2 separate regions of the Homo sapiens genome follow, and region 2 is linked to region 1. The links are chromatin contacts, found by Hi-C or POLR2A ChIA-PET in ENCODE. All regions are on one chromosome and are shown on one strand. The core of a region is the stretch at or near the end of the contact, and the rest is flanking DNA. Distances in the headings are between cores, read along the strand shown. Region 1 has its middle 68 kb from the start of LRIG2. Region 2 has its middle 120 kb from the start of LRIG2.

Region 1 (2,899 bases), core at 283-2,782:
AGTAGTGGGAAGCTGAATTACTAGACTGGCAAAGGAATGAACAGAAAAACCTAAAAAATTTAAAAAGAGGATTAAGAAAACTGTCCTTGCTCAGTTTGGGAGCCTGGCTTACTTTTCTTAGTACTCTGCTGTTCCTGATACTGTTCAAGCTGGGGCACTGAAGATCTGGAACCATGTAGCTTGGATTTTCTTCAGACCAAAATACCTCGATGCTCATTTTTTTTTCTTTTTTTTTTTTTTTTTTGAGACAGAGTCTCACTCTGATGCCCAGGCTGGAGTGCAGTGGTGCGATCTTGGCTCACTGTAGCTTCTGCCTCCCGGGTTCAAGTGATTCTCGTGCCTCACCCTCCCAAGTAGCTGGGATTACAGGCACCTGTCACCACATCCGGCTCATTTTTGTATTTTTAGTAGACAGACGGAGTTTTGCCATGTTGGCCAGGCTAGTTTTGAGCTCCTGACCTCAGGTGATCTGCCCGCTTTGGCCTACCAAAGTGCTGGGATTACAGGCGTTGAGCCACCATGCCCGGCCTTGATGCTCATTTTGAACTATCAACTTACCTTCGATGCCTTTGTAGACTCATCCAACTACTTCCCAATAAATGGTCCAGGATTAATGGGTATTCATGTTCAGTGTAGGGCATCTAATTCCAGAAATGTAAGCCAAATTAGCAAACTCTCCTAAAAAGGACATCCTATCTTCTGCTGAGCTGTCTTCCCAAGCTAGCCAACGTGTCTGAATTTGGGCATGAAAGAAGAGGAGCAGATGGGCTGGGGTCTGACATGCAGGGCAAACTGGAGGGTTTTCTTGGCATATTTGTTCTTCAAATCTAGACTTTAGAATATGTGAGAAACAGTGACATTCTCACATTGGTCCCAAGCCATGGAGGAAATCCTGCCCCATTGAGAAGTGGAGACATTTCAGCCCTTGCATATCTCATCAGCAAACCACAGGGTTGGTGAAGGGACTGATGGAGTCCTTTTAAAGGTCTTGTGCCATTTTCTTGCCTTTTTATCTTTTTGTTCAAAGATAACTCTTGTTTTGTTTTCTATCTTGAGGCAAAATTGAAAACTTGGCCTACACATTGGTTTGGGCTAGAACTGGCCTCTAGGTGGCGATTCAGTACAGAGAATGGTGGTGGCTGGCGTCACCTCGAGCCACCATTTCTCAGAGATACCATTATATAAGGGGATTCATGAGAAATCGGGCATCACAATAGAGGGACAGCTTGGCCTTTGTCACTTTTCAAGCTGGGATCCTGAAGAGGTTGGGGTGCATGGGGAGCAGCGAAAGCACCTAGTCTCAAGCAACATAACACGAGTTTAAGGCCCCCACTAGGACGGAGTCCAGAGTAGTCTGGCAACGGTTGCAAGGTTTGGACTTGGCCTGCTAGGAGAGTGAGCCCTGAGCTTCAGGCTTGGTTCCCTCACTCCTGTGAGGCCTCACTCAGGCTCACAGCCCCTGATGGAGCACTCAGCTTGGCGGCTGCCTGCCCGAGGTCTCCAGAAAAGGCAGCCAGCTCCTAGTTGAAGTCCTCCCACTTTACTTCCCCTTCCTTCCCCCTGCCACTCCCTCTCTTCTCCTTCACCCCTCCTTCCCTTCTGCCTCCCGTTCCCTCTGCTTCCTCCTTCTTCCCCCTCTTCCCCACCTCCTCACACACCCCATTCTCACCTTCTGCTATTTACAAAGCCCTTTCCCCTGTATGATCTCATTTGCTGCTCACAGACTCCTAGGGAAGAGGGACAGGTTGAGCCCTCCCTCACTCCCTGGCACACTTTGAGGACACAGTGCGGAAGTGCTTATAAAGATCCCGTTATCTGACTGTCACCACCAGCAAATAGTGAGTACCTTAGGGCAACTATTGAATTCAAATTAGTGCATGTTGCTTGGCATGGAGGAGGTCTCAAAATTATTTACTGAATGAATAAATATTTATAGTTGCAAAGAACTGAATCAAGGGACAGTAGGTGGTAGAGTCCATTCTAGAAGTTAGGCTTCATACTTGTAGGACCTACGACATTGCTGCACTAGGTACTAAATATGTCACCATTTTCTAGTAAAAAATACAGTATGTAAGTGCATAAAGGGACCCATGCAGAACTGTTTGCATATCTGGCTCTCAACCACATGAAACTACTCTGGCACCAGTCTGCTGTCTGTCAGGGGACACTAGGAGCTGTGGGTGGATCTAGGGGAGCAGCTGGCCTTTCTGAGGCCTTCCTTAAAGTATGGGATAGACACTGGGCCCCTCAGCTATCAAAACCCTTCTGTCTTTAGCTGATCTAACATATTGAGATAAAAAGCACCACCCAGTTATTACTCATCCCACTCCATTCCAATCCATGAATCAGCACTTTTTGTTTTTTGCTTAAATGTACATATTTCAGGCAGTTTAGGACTCTGCGATGAGACTATATAGGTTCAAATCCTAGCTCTACCACTTCCTAGCTGTTGAGGCTTGGGTAGGTCATTTAACCTCTTTGTGCCTCTATTTCTCATCTTTTAAATGATAAGAGTATTTAACTCATAACATTACTGTGGGGATTTAGAGAGTTAATATATAGAAAACAATGAGAACAATGCCTGGCAATAAGTCAGAGCTAGGAAGTGTTCACCCAATCTCTCGTTACGGTTTCCTGGGTTTGAGAATTGGTTTGTGTTCAACTGATGGAGGCACTTCATGATTTTGTAGAATTCCCTGGAATGCTCTCATTTTAGCTGTGAGGTTTCAACATTTTCCCACTCAGTTACAGCTTTCTTGAGGCCTAAAGAAGACAGGAAGCAACTTGAAGTGTATTTTTCTGCTAATGAGGGCTGTGGCATTTGTTTCATATACAGCATCCCCAGGTGGCTCCAGACAGAATTCAAGGGCTTTTTTCTCTACGGCAGTGCTTACCACTT
Region 2 (2,899 bases), core at 102-2,601, 50 kb after region 1:
CTCCCTGTGGGCAGCTGCATCCCGAGTCTGTGTCTAGCTCTAACCTCCCCTTGGATTTCAGACCCTAATTCCAAGTTGCTTTCTAGACACCTCTTCCTGAGTCACTTCACCCCTAAAACCAACCTTCTCTCCTACGTGAAGAGTTATAAAACATGGCTTCTGCCCCCGGGAGCTCATAACTTAGTCAGAGAGACACACATGCAGATTTTGAAATGTTCTGAGAGCTAATTAACATGAAAGGTGATGTTATAATGAGAGTCATGCCACATGACAAAATGTTAAGGAGTGGCACTAATCACACTGTTCTTACTCACAGTAGAGAGAAGTTGTGGGCTCCATTGCCCAGGAATGGTCTTATAGAACCTGGGTCCCATCAGTGAGGAGGAACAGAAAGGGGTGTGCATTCCAGACATGCAGGGTAAGGAAGGACCTTTCAAAGAACATTCTTTTAACCTACATTCAGCCACGCCGGGAATGATGCTTCTTGACCTGAGGTAGAACTGCTCCCTTAGGGAGATTTTGGAGGCCCTTTTGTTGTTAATTGTTACAATGACTGGGGGATGCTAGCAGCATTTAGCGCCTGGAACTCAGAAATGATAAATGTCCTGCAATGAGCGGGTTAGTCCCATGTCCAGCCAGTAGTGCCTAGGTTGAAAAACAACACATGTGGGGTAATGGGACATTGACTCTTCCCTGTCGTCTCCATGCTCCCAAGAACTCCATTCTGGCTTGTGAAAAACTAGTAATGGAATTACTCGTATATGAAAATAACTAATGCCCGATAGACAAACCAAACAGTTGCCTAGGGCACCAGCAAACAGAGAGAAAGAAGGATAAGTTCAGCTGTAATGAGCTTATTCACAATTTTGCAGGCAGAAAATCTAGAAAGTTGCTTTTTAAAATTTTAGCATAAACTTTCATGTTAAACCAAAAAATAAAATTTTATTTTGAATTTCATGTGCTATAAAATTTTATTTTGAATTTCATGTGCGAGTCCCTGGAAACTTGTCAGTGCTTAGGGCAATAAAGACATTAATCAGGTTGTAGGAGTATCCCATAAAAAAGCTATAAATGTGTGATTGAGGAGTTGCTGGAAATATTCACGATGCTGACAAGGCTCATCTCAGGGAGGCAAGACTGAAAAGGAATGTAATTAGGAAATCTAATCGGTGGAGCTCTATGTTGTCTGGGGGAAGACTGTAAACAGATGATGAGAGACCAGTCACTGGTCTGTTGGTCAACAAATACTTATCCACTAACTACTGTGTCCCAGGCACTGGGCTGGGCACTGGGATACAGTGGAGAACAAGACAAGTCCCTTCCTTCAGTGTGTTTACATTCTGGAGTTGGGGAGGGAAAAACAGACAAAAATACCACAGACACAGACCCATTTATACACACCCAGACAGACACGCAGGTGATCACAGGTCAGCAGAAAGCCTAGAGAACAGTGAGTCAGAACCATTTTGCAAGTTTTTCCAGCCCTCTCAGGGGAGGTCAGTGGCCACTTGATGATGGGATCCCCAGGTCTCAGCAGGGTTGGTGAAAAGGAACCTTGAGGCTACCTACCTTCCCTTGTCCCTGCATACCCTGTCCTAGCCCAAGGCGCCGAACCTGGCAGCGGCATCCTGTGTGGGGCAGTGTGGTGGGCGGTGCCCAGCGCTAGGAAAATCCCCAGGGTCACAGCTGGGGAATCTGAGCCCTACTCAAATCTGGGTGGCTAGGAGCAGAACTTGACCAGGGGAAGGAGGCGTACGAAGATCCTGATTGCACACCAGGTAAACGGTTGGAGCGTGTGTTCTTGCCTTATTGGCTGTTGGGCTTGCGGGGGTGTGGTCTGATTTAAAGGAACTGGGAATTATTTTATGAACAATTCAGCCTGGTGTCAGAAGTGTGTGACTCAGAGTCCCAACAGGAAACAGATGTCACACTCATTAGAGTAACTCAAGGAGGGTGAATTTAACAAAGGTGTGGGTGAAGTCGTGGGAACCAGAAGGGATGTTGGGGTGTTTTTGCAGCCCGTAAGCTGAGCTGTATACCACCCCAGGCCCAAGTGAAAGGGGAGGGAGTGGACATTGAAACCAGGAAGTAAAAAAGTCATGTAGAGGAAGGTAGAGATGACAAGGTTACCTTGAGAGAGACTGAGGGGCACAGCCAGCCTTGGGCCTCCTCATGGGGAGGCAAGGTCCTTATGGGGGACCCTGTTCCTCTGCTCTGCAGTATTTGTGAGCTCCCCATTGGCCAAACCCAGTGAAAAGTCAGAGGACAGAGTGAGCAGAAAATAAGCAGGGCATGGTGACCAGTAGCCAAGGATGCAGGCAGTCCTGTAACACCCTCCATTGTAAACCAGGAACCCTGTCTCCCATGAGGTTAGCTAGCTTCAGGAAGAAAGAGGAACTATGCACCAGCCTGGCGTCTGCCCTGATGTGACTCTTATCTTGCCTACCTAACTCCATCAGGTACACAATGTTCCCCTTTGGAGCTGTCTACTTCTTTCTCCCCATGCCACACTACCTGTGGCCACCACCCTCTCTTGCCTGAATTTCTCTAACAACTTTGCCGTCTCATCCAGTCCTCTTTTTTTTTTTTGAGATGGAGTCTCACTCTGTCACCCAGACTAGAGTGCAGTGGTGCAATCTCGGCTCACCACAAGCTCCGCCTCCTGGGTTCACGCCTTTCTCCTGCCTCAGCCTCCTGAGTAGCTGGGATTACAGGGGCCCACCACCACGCCTGGCTAATTTTTGTATTTTTAATAGATATGGGGTTTCACTATGTTAGCCAGGATGGTCTCAATCTCCTGACCTTGTGATCCGCCTGCCTTAGCCTCCCAAAGTGCTGGGATTACAGGCGTGAGCCACCGCGCCCGGCCCATCCAGTCCTCTCTTGACCATGCAACCAG

The links. Hi-C counts contacts between places; a loop is a spot of excess contacts on that map. ChIA-PET counts read pairs that join two places held with the same protein, here RNA polymerase II (POLR2A). Pooled maps may share reads with other maps.
Region 2: a loop to region 1 is called in a map with no recorded cell type, with 2.9 times the contacts of the local background. The contact joins two enhancer-like sites. A Hi-C loop is called at or near these places in 11 of 37 single-sample maps with no recorded cell type and 5 of 50 pooled maps. POLR2A ChIA-PET finds 5 or more read pairs at or near these places in 3 of 52 experiments (H1, OCI-LY7 and T-cell).

Annotation. Positions count from the first base shown.
Region 1 is chr1:113,139,584-113,142,482 of GRCh38, forward strand. No RefSeq gene overlaps it. Among named protein-coding and RNA genes, the nearest start is that of LRIG2, 68 kb to the left of the region's middle. RefSeq lists a cis regulatory region at 943-1,843 and an enhancer at 1,223-1,392. Within about 2 kb of position 1,533, at least 10 of the 41 ENCODE cell types and tissues checked have a DNase peak (open chromatin) inside an H3K27ac peak, as active enhancers do.
Region 2 is chr1:113,190,056-113,192,954 of GRCh38, forward strand. No RefSeq gene overlaps it. Among named protein-coding and RNA genes, the nearest start is that of LRIG2, 120 kb to the left of the region's middle. RefSeq lists an enhancer at 2,160-2,269. Within about 2 kb of position 1,352, at least 3 of the 41 ENCODE cell types and tissues checked have a DNase peak (open chromatin) inside an H3K27ac peak, as active enhancers do.